2 separate regions of the Homo sapiens genome follow, and region 2 is linked to region 1. The links are chromatin loops, found by intact Hi-C in ENCODE. Cell type or tissue: heart left ventricle. All regions are shown on one strand. Each heading gives the region's core, and the rest is flanking DNA. Links, peaks and the distances in the headings are about the cores only. Region 1 overlaps SHROOM4 (shroom family member 4). Region 2 overlaps SHROOM4 (shroom family member 4).

What was found. A loop is a pair of places that touch in the nucleus more often than their neighbours do. Peaks named below come from ENCODE experiments on the same cell type or tissue, not always from the same donor. Only the 100,000 strongest peaks of a DNase experiment are listed, where the experiment ranks them.
Region 2: it touches region 1 in a loop (2.6-fold over the local background); 11 of 110 quality-filtered maps call a loop at or near these places.

Annotation. Positions count from the first base shown.
Region 1 is chrX:50,591,846-50,597,229 of GRCh38, reverse strand. It overlaps SHROOM4 (shroom family member 4), which reads left to right. Exons shown (of 9, transcript NM_020717.5): 9 at 266-5,384. The coding sequence ends at 535. Among named protein-coding and RNA genes, the nearest start is that of DGKK, 120 kb to the right of the region's middle. In heart left ventricle, for the core only: no CTCF peak of the experiment used is centred there; no DNase peak of the experiment used is centred there; H3K27ac peaks cover 1,296 bases.
Region 2 is chrX:50,672,566-50,677,949 of GRCh38, reverse strand. All of the region lies in intron 2 of SHROOM4 (shroom family member 4), which reads left to right. Among named protein-coding and RNA genes, the nearest start is that of SHROOM4, 140 kb to the left of the region's middle. In heart left ventricle, for the core only: no CTCF peak of the experiment used is centred there; no DNase peak of the experiment used is centred there; H3K27ac peaks cover 185 bases.

The sequences.
Region 1 (5,384 bases), core at 206-5,205:
CCTACATTGAAGACAGCGTTAAAGAGATGGAAAGAGGTAATTTCACATCCCCTATCCAGAATTGTTGTCATGTTTACCCTCCTGCTACAGGAAACAAAGGCTTTTGCATGGAGGTAGACTTCAGGGCAGAAAATCTAGGACTGACTAATTAGCAGAATGTATAGCTGCTTTGTGGCAGCATCTCTGGTGGAGTACTGCTAGGCAGCACTGTTGGACAGATGCCTGGTAATTGAGAGAGCCCTTACTTGGTCCTCTGCTTCCCCAGTTGGTACTGATAGAGAAGAAGCAGCAGCTGACGGGGCAGTTGGCAGATGCCAAGGAGCTGAAGGAGCACGTGGACCGCCGGGAGAAGTTGGTGTTTGGCATGGTCTCCCGCTACCTGCCTCAGGACCAGCTCCAAGATTACCAGCACTTTGTCAAGATGAAATCTGCTCTCATCATTGAACAGCGAGAGCTGGAGGAGAAGATCAAGCTCGGGGAAGAGCAACTCAAATGTCTCAGGGAGAGTCTACTCCTGGGGCCCAGCAATTTCTAATTCTACCAGCACTCTGCCACAGCATCCCTGCCCAGCCATGTGGGAAGTGCTTTCAATCTTCTTTGTTAGCAGTTTCTCAGCAAGTAGATAGCAATTAGCAGTTTGTTCCAGCCCTCTACCCTGGATGTCTCTCACTACCCCTTCCCTAGCAGTGGTCCTAACCAGCTAGGAGACCCTGGGGAAGCCACAAGCTTCTACCCAAGGGAGCTGCAGCAAGGTGTGATCTTAGAACCACACTCTCCTTCCCACAGTTGCCAAGGGCAAGTACTTGCTGCACAGAGAACCAAGGAAGTGCCTTCATTCTGCTTTGTACTAGGACACCAAAGACATCAAGTACTCATCACCCACCCATATCATCAACAGCCTCTAAAGGCTCAGAGGGAATCTGCCTTGCAGCTCTACTCTGCCCCAGGGCTTGTGGCCAGCCATTTCTCACAGAGAGCTGGCTGCCTTGAGGGCATTCACCTGGCACCAGTTTCAGGGCCTCACCCAAGCTTTGCAGGGGAAAGCACAGAGGGAGGAATTACACTGAAAAAAATGCAAGCAAAGGTTGAGTACCCCCAGGTGCCCCTTAGGAAGGAACCAGGTTTAAATAGGCTCTACCCTTACCTTTCCCAGCAGCAAGTTCAGGGGAAGAGGCCTACTCTTAGCCCTGGCTAGTGTGACCCTCTTCCTGTCCTAAGACTTTGGTCCTACCACCTCTTGTTTCATCTTTCCTTTACATTGCTGGGGGTTACCGCAGGTGCCTACCCCAGGGCTTCACCATATGGGCCATTAATAGCTCTACTAAAACTGACTTCTAGATGTAGGTTTCATTATTGGGGGAGGGGGTTCTTATTGTTATATTTTAAATGGCCTTTTGATTTTATTTATTTTTATGTTTTGATTATTTTTTTCTTTTTTAACTAATAAGGCGAGAAGAGGGAAGTTGGAGAGGGAAAAGTTAGCCCAGAAGGAAAGCATTTTCTGCAGATCAGCCTGAATCCACCGTGGCTAGGTAAGCAAGTGCCAAGGCGTTGAATTGTTCCCACCATAGCTACCGATGTCTAGGAAGGAGTTTTCCCCTTGAACTCAGAGCCTCCCTACTGTGGCCTGGCCTTGTGCTTCCCTTAAAGTCTAAGTGACTTGAGTTTAGCATTCCCCAGCAGGGTTTAAGTTTTTCTTACTGATTTCTTTTTGAAACCAAAGAAATCTCCTGAAATGGAGAAAGGTTCAGTCATTTCTCTACCATCTCCAAGCTATGGGATCAGTAGAGGTGAGCTCAGAAGGAACTCCTCTAACCATTGCTTTCTCAGCCTGTGGCCTGGCTCAAGGGAACCAAAACTCAAGGTAGCTGGGAGCTCCAGCCAGAGCCAGCTCCCCAGAGCAATTGAAGACCCAGCCAGGATCTTAGGCATACAAACAACTAAAACTGCTGCTGTTGCCAAGGCCCTGACACCAGTAGCTAGTTTCTATGCTGGAAAAGCAGCCCTCAGGTGGACGATGGCAAGAAGGGGGTTATGGCCAAATGCTGCCCTGTTATCCAGCTTAGCTCCCTGTTCCTCACTAACTGGGGCCAATCCTTGGTATCACACAACCCAGCCAAGGCCTGGCATCTCTTCTAGTTACTGCTGAGTTCCTCAGGGTCCTTGAAGGTCAACTGTAGCAGCAGGGATGTCTCATTCAACCAAAGAATTTGCCAAGGAACTTTTGCTGCTGTTACAAATACTTGTCACTAGCTTCCATTTCCTCTTCATTGTATTTGAAAACAATGGGAGAATCTTGGCCAGCAGGGTGTCCTGGGGTAGGGGGTGGGGTAAGCCTTTCTGTGGAGCTCTGGGTTTGCTCTTAGTACTGCTGCCAGAAACACTGTTAGAATGGCAACCCTGCCATTCTCCCCTCCAGTGGAAGATTCTACTTTATTCAGGAAGGCTGGTGGCTTGCAGGGGCTAGGCTTACACAAGCCAGCCAAGATTGAGAAGGTAGGGGAGTGCTTTCAATGGAGGCCATAGTTGTCATCTTTTCTTCTGAGCAGGCTCTAGGACAAACAATGAGCAAATTGAGATGTCCTGTATTGGGAGGATGAGGCTGATATGTTTCATCATTCTCAGAATTTGTGGGCTAGAGCACCTTTTTGGGAATATGGGCCTAGGGAAAAGAACGGTCACTTACCTGGACACTATGGCCATAGTCTTGAGTTTTTCTAGTCAGCATGTGATTGGTTGTACCTTAAGTTTATGACACCAAAAATACTATTAACTCTGTTATTTTTGTTCTTAATCCCATCTCAAATTAGTTTCTAGAGTTAGAATCAGAACACAAGGATGCTCATTTTCACATGGAGGGAAAGTTGCCAAAGCATTTAAAAAATAACCCCAAAAGTATATCTAGCAGTGAAGCTTGGTAGATAAAGGTGAACTGCTAAACAGACACTGGCGTGCCACACTCCTGCCAGGGCAGTCTCATTGTGTGTGACGGTGCTGCAACACTGCCAGTATTACTTGAGATGCAGTCTCTCTCCCCTGTTCTCAGTTCCTGGGCTCAGCCCTCCTCCAAGGCCTGCCAGTGAGTAGCAGTTTGGAAGGCAGGCCAAGGGAGATCCCCAAAGACAGTTATCAGTCTTAACTTCTGCTGTCTCCCGTCAAATACTTATACAGGCCCCCATGGGTAATAGGCAAGCATGATGGCTGATAGAGAAGTCAGTGCATGAGTTACTATCACATGTCCCCCCAACCCCTCCTGCCACCTCCCAGGGCTCTGGATAATTGAATCTTCCTGAGTCCCACAGCTGGAGACTCAACCAGGATATAGCTGTAAATGCCCAAGTAGAATCTGACAGAATAAGACAGAGACACTGAAAATAAAGCCCTAGAAAGGAAGAAATTGGAAGCAAAGAAAAGGAGAGGTGAAAAGATAAAAAGCCTCCTTCAAGGTTAGGTTCAGGTTCTGTTTTCCATTTAACCTCATGTGCCATAAAGCTGCCCAGGCACACCAGAGCCACATCCTGAACCCGACCCTCCCTGACAGTGCTGCTCTGCCAGTAGCAAGCCCCAGATGGAGGAAGCTGGGCCCATTTCTGGCCACTTCCACCCATTTGGAGCTTTGCCAGAGGAGTCGTCTATGCCAATAATATTTCTGCAACAGCATATTATATTATTTGAAGATTAGTAGATCTTTTTGGGGGGGTGGGGCAGGGGACAGTTTCTATAGATGAAGAACCAGTGTTGGTTGTACAGCTGTTGGGGGTCATCTATCCCATGTGAAGCTATTCTTTTTCCAAATCTTGTTGTTTCTGCATTTGTGTCCTCCACCACTCCCTTCTTGGCTGACATAGATATGCCTGCCAGATTGTCATCAAGGGTCATATTTCAATAAAAGGTGCTAAGGACAAAAAAAAATCTCATGTGTTTTAACTCAGGTGATGGAAGTCTAAAGATTCTGCTGAAAAGTACTGGAAAGGAATTTGGTCACCTATCCATAGTCCTTCACAGATAAACATATGACCAGACCCTTACCCACATCCCTAAACCCTTACCCTGGCCTCTGAGGGATGGTATTGATGCTATACCATTCATCATCCCCAGTTAAATAGCAGGATCTGCCATAGCCTTTTTAGGGGAACAGCTTTTAGACATCTATTTCAAGACCATCCTGAGTAGGGGGTACAGAGTTTAAGCCATTGGTTATTTCTGTTGTTATCACAGTATTGAAGCATGGTATTTTTCTACTCAGAAGGATCTCAGGATCACAGCCCTGCCCTTTAGCTCACTGATATATTTCTTCCTCTCTGGTTACTCAGTGGCAACATCACATCCAGTCTAACCCCATGTTTAGAATGCAGAAAAAGTCAACAATAGGTGTAATCTCAGGTATAGACCTAAGCAGTATACAGAGTCTAGTTCTGGAGTCTAGCCTGATCGAAGGTAAGCCATTCTTTCTAGACTTCTTCCAATCTTGAATTCTGTCTAGTATTTTCATCTTACTTCTAGCTGATAGTCCAATCTCACACCTTCATGCTCAGCTCCCTGGAAAGCAAGGGCCTTGGTGATCTGCTCTCCAAGGCAACCTCAAAGATTAGACTCAAATGTATTCCAGGAAGCAACTCTGACATTGAAAAGCTTTCTTTTTTCGTGATCCATATTCTGTTCACATTCCAACTATCCTCCTTCTACTCAAGATATCCATTGTGGTAGAGTAGAAAGAGTCCAGCTTTGGCATTAGAATGAACTGTGTTCAAATCCTGGTTCTGCCACTTATTCAATGAACCTGGGCTACTAGCTCAACTTCTGAGGTCATTTTCTTATCTGTAAAATGGGAACAGTATTATCTTGCTTGCAGTTATTGTAACTTGAAAATAATAAATAAAAGCCACTAACAATCCAAGAAGTTATTAGGCAGAATCCCAGGCCCACCCCAAACCCAGTGATAGCAGTCTGAATTTTAACTAGATTTCCAGGAGATTCATGAACATATTACAGCATGGGAAGTACTGACTTGTTGAAAACATATTCAGTACATGGTAACCATTATTATAGTCCTGATCTACTCAATTCATTTTTTCCTTATCCCAGGCATATTCTTGCTCTTCTCGTGTTGCTCACAACTACCTGCCTGGATGAATTTAGGAAAGTTGCAGGATACAAGGTTAAAACACAAGATCAAATGAACAATCCGAAAATGTTATTAAGAAAACAGTTCCGGCCGGGCATGGTGGCTCACGCCTGAAATCCCAGCACTTTGGGAGGCCGAGGCAGGTGGATCACGAGGTCAGGAGATCAAGACCATCCTGGCTAACACGGTGAAACCCTATCTCTACTAAAAATACAAAAAATTAGCCAGGTGTGGTGGCACGCACCAGTAGTCCCAGCTA
Region 2 (5,384 bases), core at 302-5,301, 81 kb before region 1:
TGAGTTGATCACAGCCATACAACCAAAAGAATACCCACTGATTAGGCAGATAACAGAATGTAGAATGGGAAGTCAATAGGTTGACTTAGAACTCAGACTTACCTAAAACTTGGAGAATTGGTCAGGAACCAATAAGTTTCCATAAAGCTAGGCCTTGTGTTTTTCACCATTAATCTCCAGGACGTGGCTTCAGAGCCTGGAATACAGTATTTGATGAATAAACAAATAGTCAATGAATGAATGCATGAATGTCACTTTGGGAAGAACACCTAGGACCACCAGTATAAGATTAGCAGTGGACTGATAAGTTGGACGTCTGCCTTAATATCTCTGGGTCCATTTTCTCACCTCTTTTTCACTGATTTCTACTGAGGATGAAATGAGAGCATGCAGATACTTAGAATTTAGCATCTTTAGAAGTATTAGCTGTCTTTTCCCCTTTATTTTTCTAGACTCAATCTCACCAGTCAAATCAAACTTTATGTTTTACCACATTAGGAAGAGAGAAAATTATGCCTTTTGTCTATTAAAAATCCTAGATATCGGTGTTGAGATATCTTAGATTGACATTAACCAAAACCACTGGCAATTGTAGAACAATTTTTAAAAACAATAAACAGCTAAGGCACTACCAGGTATGATACTCCTTCACTTTGCCTTTTATCAGCTCATCCCAAATCTTAATTTAAATTCAAATAAAATGAAAATGTTCTCTAGAAGCATGTTTTCATCCTTGGGCCTCCCTTAGTATCCAAAATACTCAAGTCTGCCATTCTCAGGGATTAACTATAATTCATACTGTGTTGGCCATTGATATGTTCCCCTAGCCTTGACTATTGGAGCTAACTAGTGGGAAACTCCAACTTTACCTGTTCAACATCTTTGCTTTCAGATTTCCTTCCACCATTCTTTGTCCTTCCACACCAGACAGAATTTATAGAAAAGGGAATAGCTTCATTAAGGAAGTGATGCCACTATGTATGTAAAAATCCCGTTTCTCTCTTTCTTTAAGCAGGAAATATTTTCTATTTTTATCCTTTGCATTACTTTTCTTCCTTCCACTTTGCTGCTTTTCAAGCTGGAATTAAGAGACACCAGTTTAATTTGGATACAATAACTGGACTTGATTAATATTCCGGTACAGCTCACTTCCTTTAACAACAGGGCCTGACACTTTTTTTTTCTCTGAAATGTTTTTTTCAAGGGCTTATATCCCTTGCACAGAACAGAATGTTTTGAACAATATTTAAACGCAGTTTTTGATCAGAGAGTTAAAGTGATCCTATCATAATAGCTAAAGATGGGTACAAAGAATTTGGTGAGCAATCAAGGAAGTGATATAAAATAATTAATGGATAGAAAAGTCATTCAAGTGAAGGCTTTGTGAAAGAATCAAGATTATTCAACCCAGAGAAGATAAAATTTTCAAGCCCTTAGAAATAGCCACTTGCCATGGATGGTTTCAAACACAAAAACAAAACAAAACCAAAGCAAAATTGCCGACTTAACTCATTTCACAGCCAATTTAATGTCCATAGGGGAGTTTTGCCTTGCAAAATAAATAAGCTGTGTATTTGATTCTTCATATATTTGTTTTGTAAGACAAGAAGAAGTGATTTAATAACTGCTTTCAAGGACTAGAAAAAAAAAAAACTACTTTTCTAGAATACCAGGAATTGAATCCCATAATCTTATCCACATCTTTTTCCCTGTCAACCCTAGGGCCTCCCATCAGCCACTTTATTTGTCTTGAAAAATCTACTTCCCCATGCTGTCCAGACTGGAAAACATAATTCCATGATACACACAATAGGGTATCTAACTGTCTTCTTTTTCCATTAAGACAGCACATGAAGAAACAGTATCATTTGTAGCAGGAAGGATTTTAGCTAGGTCTTCTAGAGAACTAAATCACTTTCTGCAGTCAGTAATAAATCACCAAAGAAAGCTATGGAATTTTCTTTACTGACTTCAGCAGATCCTTACCTCCCCAGAGATGCTATGTGGAGATAGAAGAGAAGGGAGTTGGCAGCAATGGCTGAGAAATGGCAGCCTTTTCATCTCTTTGTCTTATTCAAGCCAGAGTTCTCTAAATGTTAATGCATTGAGGGGAATCTAAACTAGTTTTGTGAAGACCGAATGGCAAATAGTCAAAAAGGAACATTGGACTTTGCTCTATCAATTTTTTTTTGTCTCTCAGACACCCAGCTTCTCAGTGTGCCCTTTCAGTATGTAACATAATTTACTACTATAGCATCAACTATTTGAATACTGATGCCTCACACATTTACATCTCTAGTCCAGAACTATTTTCTCAATACTAACTTCATATTTCCAGTTGTCTGGAGGACATTTTTGCCAAGAAACACAGGTACCTCAAACTCAATATGTTTTAATACTTTCCCCCCATCCAGAAACAAGAATGCCCTCTCCTCCTTTCCTGTTCCTGATCACATTTAATGGTCCTAGTCCTTTAAAGTAGGAATTCAAGAAGCATCTTGATCCCCTCTTCTCTCAGCTACCCACTTCACCTTTATCAAATCAGTTACCAAATCCTGTTGGTTCTACCTCAGATATGTATTCATTCAAATCTCATTTTTCAAAACTTTTATTGTAAGTTCAGGGGTACAAGTGAAGGTTTGTTACATAGGTAAAGAGTTAATAGGTAAACTTGTGTCATGGGGGTTTGTTATACAGATTATTTCATCACCTAGATATTAAGCCTAGTACTCATTAGTTATTTTTGTTGATCTCTCCCTCCTCCCACCCTCCACCTTCCAAAAGGCCCCAGTGTGTGTTGTTCCCCTCTCTAAATGATGACAACGTATGGACAAATCTCATACATTTAGCCTCCTTGAACATATTAACCGTTCCCTGAATACAGTGTCCTCTCATGTCTCTGCCTTTGCAGATACTGTTCTCTTTGCTTAGAATAGTGTCCCACTCCTTTACCTGCTAAGTCTCTGCTCATTGTTAAAGGTTTCTGCTATGTATTACAAACTGTTCCTCATCCCTACAGGAGAGCTCCGTCCTCTGTGCACTTAACCACATCTCATCATAACTGTTAGTTTAGATATTGCTTTTCTCTACTAAACTATGATTTCCTTGAAGACAGGGGCTGCATTTTAATTATCTGTAAAGTCTCAGTATCCACAACATGATAGTCTATGTTAACAATTAATGAAGGAATGAATGATGTAACTCAAATCCAATTTATCGGTTTTTCCTTTGATGAATTAATATATACTTTTGGTGTCAAGTCTAAAAACTATTTTCAATGTCCTAGATCCCAAATTTTTTCTCCTATTTTTTTCTAAAATATTTATAGTTTTACATTTACATTACCTCTACATTAAGTCTATGATCCATTCTGAGGTTTTGTGTGCATGTTTAAGTATCAGACTTAGGTCGAGGTTTGTTTTTAGGCCTGTTGTTGTCTCATTGTTACAGCACCATATGTTGAAAAGGCTATCTTTTTTTCCATTGAATTGCTTTTGCAACTTTGTCAAAAATAAGTTTGGCATATTTGTGTGGGCCTATTTCTGTGTTTTCTATTCGATTCCATTGATATATGTGTCTGACCCTCTACCAATACCATACAGTCTTGACTGCTATAGTTATCAAAGTCTTGAAATTGGGTATATTGATTCTTACTTTATTCTTCTTTTTCACAATTGCTTTATCCTAGTTGCTCTGCCTTTCTGGAACAATTGTGTCTATATCAAGAAAATATCTTGATGAGATTTTGATAGGAACTGCATTAAATATGTATAAACATTTAGAGAGGATTAACATGTTTACTATATTGCGTCTTCTAATCCATGAACACAGTGTGTCTTCCTATTCATTTGGATTTTTTTCTTTTTTCAGCATTATGTGGTTTTTAGCATGCATACCCTATACATGTTCTGTTAGATTTACATCTAAGCATTTCATTTTTTTGCAGCAACTGTAAATGGTATTGTTTTTTATTTGTTTTCACATGTCTATTATTTGTATACAGAAATGTGATTGCTTTTGGTATGTTGATCTTGTATGCTTCGTACTTGCTGAACTTGTTTTGTTTGTTTGACTGATTGATTTTGTTAGTTTTAGATTCTTTGGGATTTTCAACATATGTTATCTCCAAAAAGCGACAGTTTTATTTTATCCTTTCCAAATCTGAATGCCATTTATTTCTTTGGTTGCTTACTTTATCTGCTATTAATATAGCCATTCTCTCTTTCCTTTCATTCACATCTACATAGTATATTTTTTGTCTTTGTACTTTCAACCTGCTTATATTATTTGAAGTGAATTACTGTTGACAGCATATAGTTGAATCATGTGTTTTTATGCACTCTGCCAGTCTCTGTCTTTTCATTGATGTGTTTAGACCACTTACATTTCACATACTTATTAATATGTTAGGGCTTAAATCTTGTTTTGTTTTCTCTTTGTTCTCTTTTTTACTTTCTTTACTTTCTTTTTTCTCTGCCTTACAGTAGGTTACTTAAACATTAATTAGAATCCCATTTTGATTTATCTTTAGAGATTTTGAGTATATCTCTTCATATTGATTTTTTAGTGGTTGCTATAGGTATTAGATATACATCATGTATCACAGTTTATTGATATTGTCATTTTACCAGTTTGAAGTATAGTAACTTTACCTTTCTTTACATCTCTTTATGCTTCTCTTTTTACAATAAAATTATCTTAAATATTTCCTTTACATACATTTAGAACCACATCAGACAATGTTATAATTTTTGCTTTCACCATCAAACATAACTTAGATAATTCAAGAGAAAAAGGAAATCTATTTTATTTACCCATATACATACATACATATTTTCTATGTCATTTCTTCTTTCCTAATATTCCAGGAATCCTTCTTTTGTCATTTCCTTTCCATTTACAGAACTTCCTTTAGCCGTACTTTTAAAATAGGTCCACCAGTGGTGAATGCTGTTAGTTTTGCCTCATCTGAGAATGTCCTGATGACTCCTTCATTCCTGAAGGATATTTTCTCTTGACATAGGATTCTGGATTGAAAGTTCTTTTCTTTCAGTAGTTGAAAAAAATATTGTGCCACTTCCTCTGGCTCCATTGATTTCTGATGAGAAATATGATGTCATTCAAATTATTTTTCACATATCAGTAATGTGTCACTTCTTTCTCTCTGCTTTCAAGATTTTTTTGTTTGTCTTTAGCTTTCAGACTTTTGACTAAGATGTGTCTTGGTATGAATTTCTTTGGGTTTATCCTGTTGGGATTTTCTTACCTTCTTGAATCTTCAGGTTTATGTCTTTTGCCAAATTTGGGGAAGTTTTAGGTATTATTTGTTCAAGTATATTTTTAGTCTTGCTCTGCTTCTCTCCTTCTAGTACTTCAGTACTATG